Linked DNA regions of Mus musculus: region 2 is linked to region 1. Evidence: chromatin loops called from intact Hi-C (ENCODE). Cell type or tissue: gastrocnemius. All regions are shown on one strand.

The links. Peaks named below come from ENCODE experiments on the same cell type or tissue, not always from the same donor. Only the 100,000 strongest peaks of a DNase experiment are listed, where the experiment ranks them.
Region 2: a loop joins it to region 1, with 7 times the contacts of the local background. A loop is called at or near these places in 38 of 42 quality-filtered maps.

The regions. Positions count from the first base shown.
Region 1 is chr10:62,497,112-62,505,111 of GRCm38, forward strand. Srgn (serglycin) reads right to left here. Exons shown (of 3, transcript NM_011157.3): 2 at 668-812. Among named protein-coding and RNA genes, the nearest start is that of Srgn, 6.6 kb to the right of the region's middle. In gastrocnemius, a CTCF peak has its summit at 3,290 (motif pointing right); a DNase peak (open chromatin) is centred at 3,247; H3K4me3 peaks cover 2,530 bases; H3K27ac peaks cover 2,798 bases.
Region 2 is chr10:62,545,237-62,553,236 of GRCm38, forward strand. No RefSeq gene overlaps it. Among named protein-coding and RNA genes, the nearest start is that of Kifbp, 29 kb to the right of the region's middle. In gastrocnemius, CTCF peaks have their summits at 720 and 4,752 (motif pointing left); DNase peaks (open chromatin) are centred at 4,720 and 5,135; H3K4me3 peaks cover 1,077 bases; H3K27ac peaks cover 815 bases.

The sequences.
Region 1 (8,000 bases):
CTCAGCAGTGAAACCCTAAGTAAGACACACTGCTTTTCCAGAACACATTGAGTGGCAAGTTGTTCACAAAGTAAAACCAGTAAACAGTAATGACAAATAGAACAGATGAAGCAAAGTCAAAGGGTCCATTTCAGTATTTAATAAATGTGTTCCAATGAAGCACAAAAAAAAAAAAAAACCCTCCAAAAAAACCCCACAAGAAACAGCTGTGGTGCTGTGGTAGCACACACCTTTAATCCCAGAGGTAAGCTGATCTCTGTGAGTTCAAGTCTAGCCTGGTCTACATAGCAAGTTCTAGGCTAGCATAGCCTAGTATAGTAAAAAACCATAGTAAAAATCCTTTCTCAAAAACAAATAAATAAATAATAAAATAAAAAATAAAAAAATCTAACTCAACTCAATTTTAATATATAAACACTTTATTTGCCTAAAGAAAATTATATTCAATCCTTTCCAACATATGTTGGGGCAAATACTTTCCAAGGCTTATCGCTGCTGCCCACAAGAAACCCTTATAAAAACATGGATGAGTCCATGTTCATTGGCACATCTCTTGCTTCAGCACACATGGCCCACTTTTGCTCTCTGTGGAGTAGTTTTTACCACAGCAAGAACCTGAAATGAAACACTCAGGCGCTCCTGTGAGATCGAATGAAAGTCTACTTACAAAACAGGATTATTCATGGGAGGGCCGATGTTATTGGATTCATCTATTAGGTCAAACTGTGGTCCCTTCTCCTCGATGCAGTTCGCAAAAAAGCCATTCGGTTTGCAGCGGACCCACTGGTACCTGGCTCTCCGAGCAGGATAACCTGTGCGAACAAGGAACCCACGTGGGTGATAAACATCTTTCAGTCGGCTTCCTTAGAATTGGTTACACTGTCTCTAACAAGGTAATTACATGGATTGTACATTTGGCAGGTCGCAGGGGTTTTGTTGTTGTTGTTTGGTTGGTTTTTTTGGTTTTTGGGTTTTTTTGTGGTTTTTCGAGACAGGGTTTCTCTGTGTAGCCCTGGCTGTCCTGGAACTCACTTTGTAGACCAAGATGGCTTTGAACTCAGAAATCCGCCTGCCTCTACGTCCTGAGTGCTGGGATTAAAGGTGTGCGCCACCACGGCAGGTTTTTTTTTGATTAATTTATTTTATGTATATGGGTACACTGTAGCTGTACAGATGGTTGTGAGCCATCATGTGGTTGTTGGGTATTGATTTAGGACCTCTGCTCTTCCCGGTCAACCCAGCTCGCTCTGGTCGGCCCTGCTCGCCCAGGCCCAAATATTATTTATTATTTTAAGCAAGTACATTGTAGCTGTCTTAGACGCACCAGAAGAAGTCGTCAGATTTCATTACAGATGGTTGTGAGCCACCTTGTGGTTGCTGGGATTTGAACTCAGGATCTTCGGAAGAGCAGTGAGTGCTCTTACCCACTGAACCATCTCGCCAGCCCAGGGTCACAGGTTTTATGTCCAACAATGCCTGTGACAGACACTGTCATTCTCATGGTTCTTCTTCACAATAGCACCTGGCTCTGTACAATAGGGCCAGTGAGGTGGTTCAGCGGGTAGAGGTGTTTGCTGCTGAGCCCGAAGATCCGAGTTCAAATCCCAGGATCCACATGAGGGGAGGGGAGAACTAACAAGTTGTCCCACAAATTGTCCTCCGACTTAGGCACACGTACACACCCATGCTCGTGCATTTGGGCACACTCACACATACGCACACCACACTAAATACAGGCACCCACACACACACACACACACACACACCAGAAATAAAACAAACAAAAAATAAAAATAAAAAGGAAAGGGTTAAAATAGAATAACTTTGGGAGTGAGCGGCTGAGAGAGGAGGCTCAGCTCTGGCCTCCCCCCCCCCCCCCCGCCCCCGAAGGTTCTGGAACCTTGACCTCTGAACTTGCACTTTAAAGGCCAGTGGTATCCTAAGTTTGTCACAAAAATTAAATACAAAAAAAAAGAAAAAATTTAAATAAGAAGATTCATATAAAACCTTAAAATAATGTCAAGGCATTGTAGTAACTCTTTAATTTATTAACTTTTTGTACACAGACTTGGGCCATATTCTAGGCCCTCTTAGATCTTAATTTTTTTTTTCTTTTTCTTTTTTGAGACAGGGTCTCACTATGTAGCCCCGGCTGTCCCTGTTACTGTTACTTACTCTGTATATCAGGCTGACTTGGAACTCAGAGATCTGCCTCCCAAGTGCTGGGCTTAAAGGCCTGTGCCACCACAGTCGTGGAGTTCCTGATCCTCCTGCCTCATTATTGTCAGTGTTGGTATCACAAGTGTGCCCTTCCATGCCCAGAACCATTGTCACATTTGTATCTTTATCTCCACATTACACACAGGCTCATGGAGGAGTCAGGATTGAAATACCTGAGCCCCAAAGCCTGCCTTTTCTTCTTTTTTTTAATAGAGACAACTCATCCCCCACACTCTCCTTGTTGCTGTTATGAGATGGGGTTTTGCTATGTAGCCCAGGTTAACCTTGAATGGGGAAAAGAGCTTCCCCCCCTTTCCCCAGTACAAGGGAGGAGGCTCTTTATATATCTTTATCTTATTTAAAATTTTTTCTTTTCTTTTTCATATTTAATTTTTGTGACAAACTTAGGATACCACTGGGGATCTGATTCCCTCCTGTGGTCTCTGCAGGCACCAGGCATGCACAGACTAAAGTACCATACCCATTAAAAAATAAAAATTAAAAAAATAAAATAAAATTAGCTGGGTGTGGTGGCGCACCTTTAATCCCAAGCACTTGGGAGGCAGAGGCAGGTGGATTTCTGAGTTTGAGGCCAGCCTGGTCTACAAAGTGAGTTCCAGGACAGCCGGGGCTTTACAGAGAAACCTGTCTCAAAAAATCAAAAATTAATTAATTAATTAATTAAATTTTAAAAAGGATAAAATCATGTTAAAAAAGAAAAAGCTAGGTTCTCGGAATGGTGGCCACAGCTTTCCAAATGCTGGTCTCCCTGTTAAGGAGGACAACGCTGCCCTTTTTCTGAGAGTAAACCTCTTGGAGAGAGACTGGGTCACCTCTTAGGACCGCTCTGGTTCTCTGGTTATGGTCAATAACGCTATGGCAACGAGTTCTTGATTCAAGGGGGATGAAAGCCCGTCAACACAAGACTTTGCACACAGCCCATGTTCAATGCATTTTAAAGCCGCCCCCCTCCCCGCACTGTCCCCACTTGATATTCTAAGACATCTAGCTTTGACTTTTGAGTCTATTGTGGTGAGAATTAGAGGGGTGTAGAGCAGCCTGTTGTCCAGCAGAGGGCGGTATGTTCCCACATCAGCTGTCGAGAGAAACTTCGTCCAATAAAATCATAGTCTTCTCGATCTACGGTTGCCTGTTTCTGCAGCATTGTGTTTCCTTCCTCCTTTTTTTTTTTTTTTTTTTTTTTTTTTTCTTTAGCAGCCGTATTTTTTTAAGTTAAAAAAAAGTAAAAAGAATAAGTGCATTGTACTTGAACATATTAAAACATCATCATTTAATACACAATTAACATTAAAGTTACAAGTGAGATATTTTATACTGTTTTAACCCAACTCTTCCAAAGTGTGCTTATTTTGAACTCACATGTCAGTCTCGACTCATCGTATTTCTTAGTTTTTGTTTTTGATTTTGTTTTTTGTTTGGTTTCTCAAGACAGGGTTTCTCTGTGGAGCCCTGACAGAAATCTGCCTACCTCTGCCTCTCAAGTGTTGGGGATTCAAGACATGAGCCACCACCTGACTCAATCAATATTTTAAGTGCCCAGTAGTCACATGTGGCTGCTGGCTACTGGACAGGATAGGGCACTGCCCTCTGCAAGTGGCTGATGCCCTGAGAAAAATGTGTGCTTGGATGGAAAGTTCTCCAAAGAGCTAACTGAATGTTGTTATTTCCCCTTCAGGGTCAAGATCAAACCCAGAGCATCAGGCATCCTCTGCAAGGGCACTACCACTGAGGGGCATCCCGGGCCCACGATACAAGGGGGCACCCCAGTCAACGACCGCATCTTCCCACTAGTGAAAACGAAACGAAAACTGTAACTCTGGCAGATTAAGCAAATATATTTCTGAAATAGAAAGGACTCCCCCCCACCCCCTCCAAAACTCAACATATTTGGGAGGTGGGAAAGTTTTTCTCCAAAGCCAACGCTGATGGTTACACAATCTGTGACCATAGGAAAACCCAGCCCTGTGAGTTGGAGAGTGAGCTGTATAGCTTAGAAACTGACTCTTAGTAGAATGGCTTCACAGCTAGTGAAAGGCAGGGGAGGCAGCTCAGTTGGTAAAGTTCTGATATGCACTAAATCCTAGGCTTCCCCCTGCCCCCAGCTCTGCACAAAGCAGATATGGTGTCATACACCGGAAACAAAGGCAAGAGGATCAAAAGGTCAAGGCCATTCTCATCTATACACCAAGTTCAAGGTCATCATGAGCATCGTGAGACCCTGTCTAACAATAAGAAATCAGCAGGTAGCTGGAGAGATGGCTCAGCGGTCAAGATCACTGACTGTCTTCCAGAGGTCCTGAGTTCAATTCCCAGCAATCTCATAGTGGCTCACAACCATCCATAATGGGATCCGATGCCTTCTTCTGGAGTGTCTGAAGACAGCTACAGTGTACTCATATGTATAAAATAAATAAATAAATCTTGAGAAAGAAAGAAAGAAAGAAAGAAAGAAAGAAAGAAAGAAAGAAAGAAAGGAAGGAAGAAAGAAAGAAAGAAAGAAATCAAAGCTGCTGCTTGCAAATGTCTGTGATCCCAGCACTTGAGAAGATCGGCAAGGTGGAGTGGAGTGGCCACATATTCAAGGCCAGGCCAGTCTACATAGAAGGTTCAAAGTTAGCCAGGGATACACGCTGTGGCTCCGTCTCAAGAAACAAACAAATACGTAAAAGGACAGGACTCAGTTACTAAAGGGCTTGCTGTCCATGCACAAGCACTTGACTTTTATCCAAGACCCTACAAACGGGAGGGCTGGTTGTATCCACTTTTAACCCCAGCAACGGGGAGGGTGGAAACAGGGAAGTGCCTGGGCTCTCTGGCCAGCCAGTCTAACCTAACCTGTGAGTTCCAGGCAAATGACAGACCTGTCTCAAAGGAGATGGACAGTGTCCCTGAGGATGTCCCGAAAGCGGTCATGTGGCCTCCCTGTGGGTGTGCATGCTCACCCACATATGCACACACCCAAGGTCATAAGATAACAAATAATAAAACAAGAAAGAAAGCAATCGAAAGGAAAAGTTGTCCCATTCTGAAACCCACCCAGTTTTTACACTAATTAAATTAATGGCACATTAAAATAAAGAACACAGTTACAGATAGCGAATTCCTGACATAGCTGTGCTTGGGCGTGGGAAGGCTGTGAAAAGACTGAAATTCTGACCCTTGAAGCTCTGAGACTATCTGGACTTTCTCTTGCTTGAAGTGCTATAAACCTCTAATAATTACCGCTATTGTTTGTTTGGTTTGTTTTGTTCTGTTTTTATTATACTGATATGTGTGTGTCCATGTCCCAGGGATCAAAATCAGGTCATCAGACATGGTGGCCATGGTCTTTACTCACTGGGCTGCCTTGCCAGCCATTTTAAAAAATATTGTTCTTAACTCTTTTTTATCGTTTTCTTACAATGTATTTTGATCATGTTTCTCCTCAGCTTCTTCCCCACCAACTTCATCTCTCCTCTCTCTCTCTCTCTCTCTCTCTCTCTCTCTCTCTCTCTGCCTCTCTGTATGGAACTCACTATGTAGGCCAGGCTGGCTTCAAAAATCATAAGTATCTACTTTCCTCTGCCCACCAAATGCAGAAACTAAAGGTATGTGCGCTCCCACCTCCACCGCACTCCGGCCACCCCATACCCTCTGCACACACTCACACACTCACTAGCTCTGCCTCACAAGAAGACAAGCAGAGCAACTCTCCCAAACAGGCCTTCTATCTCAATATTTGGCTTTCCACACCTCCTACCAGGTGGAAATTTACTAATATCCTAATCTTCTGGCCTCCCTGGGAATCTTGCTATGGATGCAGAAAAACTTAAGTAGAAACTGTCAAAGGGGAAGTTTAAAAAAATGCCCCCCCCAAGAGACTAATCTGATTTACTTTTCTAAAAAAAGGGGGAGGTGGGGGGGGGCGGAGATGGCTCTCTGGATAAGAGCATTGATTGCTCTTCCAGAGGTCCTGAGTTGAATTCCCAGCAACCACATGGTGGCTCACAACCATCTATAAGGAGATCCGATGCTCTCTTCTGGTGTGTCTGAAGACAGTGATAGTGTACTCATATACATGAAATAAAAAAAGTATTTTTTAAAAAAACAAAACAGTAACGTTCAGGCAACGGCTGTTATCTATATTGGAGCTACTTCCTTTTGGCCTATCAATGCCACAGGATGGGCAAGCTTCCCCCCTGGGGCATGGTCTGACAGGCTATAAAAAACTCCAAATTTACTTTCGGTTTATTCTCACCTCTACAGGAAACATAGCAAAGGCTGCAGAGGAAAAACAAAATAAAAAAAAAACATGTTTGTCTATTTGTCTGTCTGTTTGTTTTAAATTAAAAAGGGGCTGGAGACAGGGGCTCTGTGGTTAAGAGCACTGGCTACTCTTGCAGAAGACCTGGGTTCAATTCCCAGCACTTACTTGGCAGCTCACAACCATCTGTAACTCCAGTTCTTAGGGCTCTGACACACTCTTTTGGCCTCCCTCGGCACCTTGTACACAGACATATATACAGGCAAAATCCCTTTGCACATAAATAAAATAAAATAATAATATAATAATAATAGAACCTGAATGACCCTTGAGCAGTCTAGAAACTTATTTCTGACCTCCAAACTGAATGACTTATTAGCTCACTCCCACAGGCCTAGAGCAAACCACACCCATATTTAGCAAGGGGCTGATGTAAGGAGCCTGTGAGACAGTGGTTGTCAGTTCCGGTCAGTTCTCGTCATAAATTCCTCCTCAGGGCCAGAGAGAGGGTCGTTATTGGGCAGTGATTACAAAATCACTTTACCAACAGCTGTGCTCATGAGTGGACCTGGTATTGTTCCTGTCGGGGGGGGGGGGGGGGCGCCTAGCCTCGGCTCCTTGACTACACCTGCTCATGCATTTTTTCATCTTGTCTCTTTGTGAACATGTTGCTTTGTTTGAGACAGGGTCTCAGATAGTCCAAGGCTCACTATTTGTCTGGGGATGGCCTTTCACTTCTGATCCTCTCACCTTGGGAGCCCCACCTCCCAAGTGTTTTATGAGCATTAAGAAGGATAAGTAAAAAAGGTAATGCAAAGTAGGAGCCAAGGGCCTCGCCTAGGTGACAGTCCCCCGGGAGCCTCTATTAAGTAGATTAGCCATCACTGTTATCACCCACTCGCAGATTGCACATGTTTCCTTGTACTGGATACCATTTTACATCGTGGTTTTAGCTGGATTTGTAGAAATAAAGTATGTTACGGGAATTATTTATACATAAGAAAGATTTTTTTTCCCACGTGAACTAACCTACAAGTGCCTCCAATGTGACAACATTGGAAACATGGTCACTGAAGAGGTCAAAATGGGACCATTAGGGTGGCCTATGTCCAACAGGACAGTGTCCTTCTAAGGAGAGAATAATGGGGAATAGAGAAGGGGGGCTGTGTGAAAAGACACAGGCACCATAGATGAGAAAGGTGTCAGAGTGAAGCCAACATTGCCAACACACGGGGGCCAGGCATCTTGGATTGGGTTTTAAACTCTGGTACAATGTGCGTGTGGAAAATAAACTACTGTTTGGTGGTTGGTTTTTTTGAGACAAGGTTTCTTTGTGTGTAGTCTTGGTTTTTCTGGAACTAACTCTGTAGCTCAGGCTAGCCTCGAACTCAGAGATCCTCCAGCCTCTGCATCCTGAGTGCTGGGCTTAAAGGCATGTGCTACCACTACCTGGCTATATTTCTGTTGTTTAAGTACCTGGTCTATGGTGTTTTGTTACGGCAATCTCAGAACGTAA
Region 2 (8,000 bases), 48 kb after region 1:
AAGAGGCATATGGACTCTCTGCCACCATCCCTAAGAGAGGGTCCTTTCTATTGCTGTTGAGATACAGTCGATGTGGCCCAGGCTAACCTTGACTTGTAAACATCCTGAAAATGAGAGAGTGTCCCATACCCAGAGATACGGCTTTTGGGCTTTTTTGGTTTTGTTTTTTGTTTTTCTTTTTTCTTTTTCTCTTTTTCTTCCTTCCTTCCTCCTTTTCTTTCTCTCTTCTCTCTCTCTCTTTCTCTCTCTCTCTCTTCTTCTTTTCTTTCTTTCTTTCTTTCTTTCTTTCTTTCTTTCTTTCTTTCTCTTTCTTTCTTTCTTTCGTCAGGTATCCTAGGCCCACCTCAAACTTACCATCTAGCCAAAGATGACCCTAAATACCTAATCCTCCTGCCTCCACCTCCTGAGTGCTGAGATCACTGGCATATACCATCAGCCTTATGCCATGATGGTGCTCAAACCCAGGCCATCAAAGCAATGATAGGCGAGCTCTCCAGCTGAGCCACATCCCCAGCTCGATGATGCATTTCTAATGGGACATAAATTGCCAGGACAAGTGTGAGACATGGAGGGAAATGCTGTAATAAATCCCAATTGTTTATACTAACCAGTAAGAAATTTTTTAAGATATATTTTATGTATGTGAGTACATTGTAGTTGTATTCAGATGCACCAGAAGACAGTATCTGATCACTTTACAGATGGTTGTGAGCCACCATGTGGTTGCTGGGATTATACTCAGGACATTTGGAAAAGCAGTCAGTGCTCTTAACCAGTGAGCCATCTCTCCTGCCCCAAGAAATATTTTTAAGTACATAAATCTAGCATGGCAGGGTGGCACATGCCTTTAATCCTAGCACTGGGGAGGCAGAGGAAAGTAGATCTCTGTGTGTTCCAGGCTAGCCTGGACTACATAGTGAGTTCAGGATAATCAGAGCTATATAGTGAGACCTGCCCCCAACACACACACACACACACACACACACACACACACACACACACACACACACAAAGATACATAAATTCTCAAGTGACAAACTGCTTCAGAAAGTTCCAGATTGGCAACTCTTAGAGATTCCCTGAGTTCTTTCTCTTTGTAAGGAGCACGCCTGAAGGGCCATCTTCCCATAGAATGCTGAATCTCCCTCGGCACCTATGCTCCAAGCAGGGCAAGCACCCCCTGATGTCTGACCCCAGAGAAATCTCATCATACACAGCTCTCCTGCTCCTGGTGCCCTGGTTGGTCCCTTCTTATGCAGAAAGTCCCACTTGCCCCTGAAATTTCCCCACCGCTTCAGTTCCTGAGTTGGCAGGCTTCCTCTGAATTCCCGGATGCTGAGGGCTCGGGTTCCCGAGCAGGGCTTGGCATTGGAGCCTCTCATGAAAGAAATACTCAGAAAAACTGCTGAGTGCTGAGTCGGATAAAGTGTACGGAGGCCTCAATGGTAGCTGGCACTGATTGGAGCCCAGACGGACCCTGGATCAGCCTGAACTCAGGGTCAAGGTTCCTCTGAATGGTGAATTGAGACGGAGATGAACCGTGTGGTTACCAACAGTCTAACTGCAGTGTACCATGTATCGTTTCAGAACTTTTAGTTTCAGAAACTAAAGGTTTTAGCTTTATTTTGAGATTAGGTCTCTGGCCAGAGGACCTTCTCTGTTGGCTCAGCTGGAGATGGGAAGGGGGACCTCTGAGGATGACTGGTCCTCCCTTGGGCTCAGAAACAATTTCGTTTTGTGGGAATCACAAGGTAGATAAGGAAGGGGGTCCTGCCCCGTTGGGTTTCTCCTGCAACTGTTAGCTGTCTTTACCTCACGGACGACAGCACGGAGTTGTGTAACTGTGCAGTTCCCCCTTTCTCAGAAGTTGCAGTAAGCTTGATGCCAGCTCTGCTCCCTGAGGGTTTCCGTTTCTGTATCCCTCTGGCTCATTCCATCCCAGGGTTTTTCTGGTTCACTTGCTGGAATTCGTCTTAAGCTCTGTTTAAAATGAGAAGGAATACTGGGGGCGGTGGCCCTGGGTGGGATAATCCCAGTGACTGACCGAGAGTTGAGACCACCAGCATGGGGTAGACAAGACAATTATTTATTTATTTTATGTATATGAGTACACTGTAGCTGTCTTCAGACACACCAGAAGAGGGCGTCAGATCCCATTACAGATGGTTGTGAGCCACCATGTGGTTGCTGGGAATTGAACTCAGGACCTCTGGAAGAGCAGTCAGTGCTCTTAACCACTGAGCCATCTCTTCAGCCCAATACCCTTCTTCTTTTCAAAACACTGAGAGAGAGAGAGAGAGAGAGAGAGAGAGAGAGAGAGAGAGAGGAGTCTGAAATGGCCCCTGCTTCCAGTGCTCAGTGACAGGTAAGTAAAGGGGAGACAACCTTGCAGAGACCAACATCTCCATAGCCCTTCTGCAAGGTCCCCATGTAAGACACCAGCCCCTCAACTGTTTCAACAAAGCTCAGAACTATTATTTTCTAAAGATTGTGTTACAGACAAGGAAAGGGAGGCATCTCCCTCTGGGTTACTATTATTCCAGTGAAACACGGTGACTCAGACAAGGGGTGTGTGTGTGTGTGTGTGTGAGACAAGGTGTGTGTGGGGGGGTGGGAGGTGGGGGTTATTAATTTGGCTTATATTTCCACATCACTGTTCATCACCAAAGGAAGTCAGGACAAAAACTCACACAGAGCAGGATCCTGGAGGCAGGAGCTGATGCAGAGGCCATGGAGGGGTGCTGCTTCCTGGCTTGCTCTCCATGGCTTGCTCAGCTTGCTTTCTTATAGAACCCAAGACTACCAGCCCAGGGATGGCACCACCCAATGGGCTGGGCCCTCCCACACCCATCACTAATTAAGAAAATGCCTTAGGGTTGGATCTTTCAGAGGTATTTTCTTAACTGAGGTCTGATCCCTGCAGATGACTTTAGCATGGGTCAAGTTCACATAAAACTGTCCCAGGTAGGAGGCTGAGAGAGCAAAAGGCTTGAGGCCCAGGTCACAGCTGTTGCCTGGCATGGCTGAGTTACAGGCAGAGGTCTTGGTGATAAACCTTGACTTCTTTTTTTTTTAAATATTTATTTATTATATGTAAGTACACTGTAGCTGTCTTCAGACACTCCAGAAGAGGGAGTCAGATCTCATTACAGATGGTTATGAGCCACCATGTGGTTGCTGGGATTTGAACTCAGGACCTTAGGAAGAACAGTCAGTGCTCTTAACCGTTGAGCCATCTCACCAGCCCAAACCTTGATTTCTTGTGTGACACTCAAAAGGCCATGCATGGGAACAGAGAGGGCAAACATGGACGGATGCACTCCCAGGGCAGAGGCTGAAGGCTTTCTTCCTGTGTACCTGCTCTAAAAGAATATTGATGGTTCATTCGTTCCTGACATGGCTCTCTTGGTGTGACCCGGGCTGACCTCTCACCATCCTCTTGCCTCAGCCACTAGGTGTGACACGACAGGTGCACCACACTAACATTCTAACACAGATGGAGACTACTGCCTTAAGACAGTAATGAGCCCCACTCCCAGATGACCCACTTCCCCTCAAATCCAGAGAGACTTGAGCTCTCTTGAACTTCCAATGCTCCTGCCTCCACCTCCCTAAAGGGCCAGGATTCCAAATGTATGCTGCGGCGATGCCTGGATCTGTGTCCCTATCTTTAATGACACCCAGCTTAACTGTCTGAGGGAAATGGGCCGTGCTGTGGTGGGGCTTGATGAATCTGAAGCCTGCAGAAAGGACAGAAATTCTAGCAAAGCTGCCATCAAAGGCACCTGGGAGCCCGGTCCTTCCTCCTCCCAGGGAGATGAAGCCTTAAGACTGTCTAATTGGTGGGGCAGTGGTGGCGCACGCCTTTAATCCCAGCACTCCGGAGGCAGAGGCAGGCAGATTTCTGAATTAGAGACCAGCCAGCCTGGTCTACAGAGTGAGTTCCAGGACAGCCAGGGCTACACAGAGAAACCCTGTCTCAAAAAAAAAAAAAAAAAAAAAAGACTGTCTAATTGGACCAGGGCCACCACATTTGGGAAGGAAATCTGCTTTTTGTTTTTTTATTTGAAACTCAAATGTAGTCGCAGTTGACCTTGAACCTCTGTAGGGATGACCGTTGTCTACCACATCTTGGTAATCTGTTTTACTCAAAGTCCACTAATTAAAAATAATTAATACTATCTTCCAAATGCTTCATGAACACAGAAACGATGTTTGGGTTCTGTTTTGTTTTGAGATGTCAGGGTGTTCCTCCGGGTCTTGAACATTCCAGTTAAGTTACCACTAAGTTACAGCCTCAGCCTCAGAATAACGTTTGCTCTAGCAGCTGGCACCAGAGCCTAGGCAGCCCACCCCAGGACGTTCACCCTCTTAGACACCCATCAGCTTTGGCTCGGGCCTTGATTACAACTTGTGCTTAGTGGTTTGGAGCGCTCACGTCCCAGGCGCTCAGGAGTACTTGGCACTGTCTGCCCTGGGTGAGCCTTAATAACTGTTGGGCAGCAGAGCCCAAGGATGGTTCTTTCTCTACAGTGTGGCAACTGTGTCAGAAGCAGTCGCTGGTGGATCCATTCCTCCGGGCTGGACAGCAGCTTGGTCTCTCCCTCTCCCCCTTCCCCCGCCCCCTTCCCCCTCTTTCCCCCCCCCCCCCCCCCCACACACACACATACACGTTCCCTGAAGCTCTCCGTTTGCTCAGAAGACATGGTCACCCTTGAGCTCCACCTTGAGGACAGTGTAGGTACTGCACTTGCTAAAGGGTGCTCGTCCGGGTCAGACCACACTAGACCGACCATATATATCCCTTATTAGGTATGAATGGGTGATCCAAGAGCATCTGCTTCACTTCAAGTATGTTCTTAAGAGACAGTCCGGCTTTACCTGCCGTCAATAGTTGGTGCCACCATTAGGTGGCCATTGGCATTTTCCATTCGAGTTCAAGAGACTTGCTGCTTGTGTGCTGTTTCTAAATAATCTGCTTTCCCTTTCTTTCCTTGCCTCCTGGGGCACAGTCTAGAATATTCTTTAGGAGTCTTGAGGGAGTGTCTTCTTGTCACCTGGGAAACCTACCCTTCGGAGCTGAGACCCAGGGCTGTGATGGAGCCAGCAGAATCCCCTCAGGACAGGGAGTGCAAAGGGGGGCTGGCAGCTGCTAGGTGACAGGAGGCTTCTAAGGATGTTTGGTTTGTCCTTCTGTCCCCAGGCTAGGGTCCCTTTGGGAACCAAAAGCTCAGGAGTTTCTGGTTCCAGGTCCTTGTTCTATGAAAGCGCTAGCTTCCTTCTTAGCGCTTTACCCGGCTCTCCCACCGCCCTCTCCATTTAATCCTCCTGTTTTAGTTTCCCCTTTCTCTTTATAGCACCATATTCTATTTCTCCATCCTTGGAAGGTCTCTTCCTCCCTCGGGTCCCTTACCAGGTTCCTAACCTTTATGGTTATGAAGTACACATAGTAAAAACTTAAAAGCTAACATATACATATACAATATGCGATGTCTGTCTTCTGGGTCTGGGTTACCTCACCCGAGATGATGGTCTCTAGCCCCACCCATTTTCCTACAAATTTCACTTTTCTTAGCAACTGAATAATATCCCATTGTATAAATGCACCATATTTTCATTATCCATCATCAGCTGATGGACGGCTAGGCTGTTCCCAATTTCTGGCTATTGTGAATACAGCAGCCCTGAACACAGATGAGCAAGCGGTCTCTGGAGTAGGATGCAGAGGCCTTTGGGCAGATGCCCAAGAGTAGGCTAGTGGATCTTGAGGTAGATCTATTCCCAGCTTCCTGAGGAACTGCCACACTGGTTTCCATAGTGACTGTTCGTTCATGTTTGTACTCCCACATCGATGGATGAGTGTTCCCCTGACCCCACATCCTCAGCAGCATGAACTGTGGTTTGTTTCGTTGATCTTGGGCACTGTGACTGGGGTAAGATAAAATCTCATTTTAATTTGCATTTCTCTGGTGGGTAAGGATGCAGGACAGTTTTAGGTGTGCAACCCCCGCCCTGGGCCCCCGTCATTTGAGTTTCATCTTTTGGGAATCCTTTCCTTACTTCTGTGTCCCAGTTTTGAATTGGGTTGCTTTCTTGATGTTCAGGTTTTCTGTTCTTAATGTGCTTTAGATACTAACCCTCTCTCAAATGTATAACGATAAAGAGCTGAACTGGAGAGATGGCTCAGCGGTTAAGAGCACTCACTGACTGCTCTTCCAGGGGTCCTGAGTTCAAATCCCAGAAACCACGTGGTGGCTCACAACCATCCATAATGAGAATGGATGCCCTCTTCTGGTGTGTCTGAAGACAGCTAAAGTGTACTTACATATAATAAATAAATCTTTAAAATCTTAAAAATATATAAAGATCTGTCCCTCTTACGTAGCTTGCTGCTGCCTGACTGGTGGTGTCCTACCACAGAAGTTGTTCAGTCTCACGAGGTCCCATGCATTAATTGTTGCTCTTGGTGCCTGAGCTGTGAAAGTCTTTTCCTGTGCCAATGAGCTCAAGGCTATTCCTCACTGCCTCTTACATTAGGTTCAGGGGATCTGGCCTTATGTGGAGATCTTTAATCCATTTGGAGATGAGTTTGTCCAGGGTGATAAATATGGATCTATTTACATTCTTCTACACATAGCCAGTTTAACCAGCACCATTTGTTGAGGATGCGGTCCCCCACCCCCCCAGTTCCCCAGTATGTATTTTGGCTTGTTAAAAATTAGGTGTCCGGGCTGGAATGATGACTCAGTGGTGAAGAGAACTGACTGCTCTGGGCCCAGATGACCCAGGTTCAAGTCCCAGCACCCACATAGCAGCTCACTACTGTCTATAACTCCAAGATCTGACACCCTCACACATGCAGGCACAAGCACCTATGCACATAAAATGAATAAATTTTAAAAATTTAGATGTCCCTAGGCATGTGGAGATGTCTGGGTCTTCGGTTCAATTCCATAATTCCATTGATTAATGTGTCTTTCTGCCAATACCATGCTGTTTGTATTACTTTAGCTCTGAGGTACAACTTAAAATCTGGAATTGTAATACTGCTGGCAGTTCTTTTAATTATTCAGGATTGGTTTAGCAATCCTTATCTTTGTTGTTTCCATATGAAACTGAAGGTTTTATTTTTTTTAATTTTTGTAAAGAATTGTGCTGGAATTTTGGTGGGGATTGCATTGAATCTGTAGACTGCTTTTGGTAAGAGATGGACAAACATGGAAGATCTTTCCATTTTCTGATGTCATATTCAATTTCTTTCTTCAGTGTCTTAAAGTTTTTATTATAGAAGTCTTAGCCAGACATGACAGTGTACATCTTTAATCTCAGCTCTTGGGAGGCAGAAGCAGGCAGATCTCTATTAGTTCAAGGCCAGCAAAGGTCTACAAAGTGAGTTCCAGGACAGCCAGACCATGTAGAGAATGTGCTGGCTAGTTTTACGTCAACTTAGCACAAGCTAGAGAGGAGGGAACCTCAACTGAGAAAATGTTCCAATAAGATTGGGCTATTGACAGGCCTGTAGGTCATTTTCCCTCCCCTCCCCTCCCCTCCAAAGGTTCCAAAGGATCTGACACCCTCACACAGACACACACAAACTCCAAATGTACGTTAAAATAAATAACTTAATTTAAAAAGCAGTGATCACGAAGAACAAAGAACGATAGCAGCTGCAAAGGAAAAGACCAAGTCATATGATAAAGGTAGCCTTACCACCTAGAGTACCACCCAGCTTCTTAGTGGAGACTGTAAAAGCCAGAAGGGCTTATACAAGCTCTGAAAGACCACAGAGGCCAGCCCAGACTACTGTATGCAGCAAAACTACTGAGGCATTCTGCTTACTGGCTTGCTCATCGTGGCTTGTTCAGCCTGTTTTCTTATTGAACATGGGACTATCAGCTCAGGGATGGGACCACCCACAGTGGGCTGCCCCTCCTATCACTGATTAAGAACTTGACCAGGTTTTACCCACTGAGCCATCTTGACAGTCTCACACATTGGGT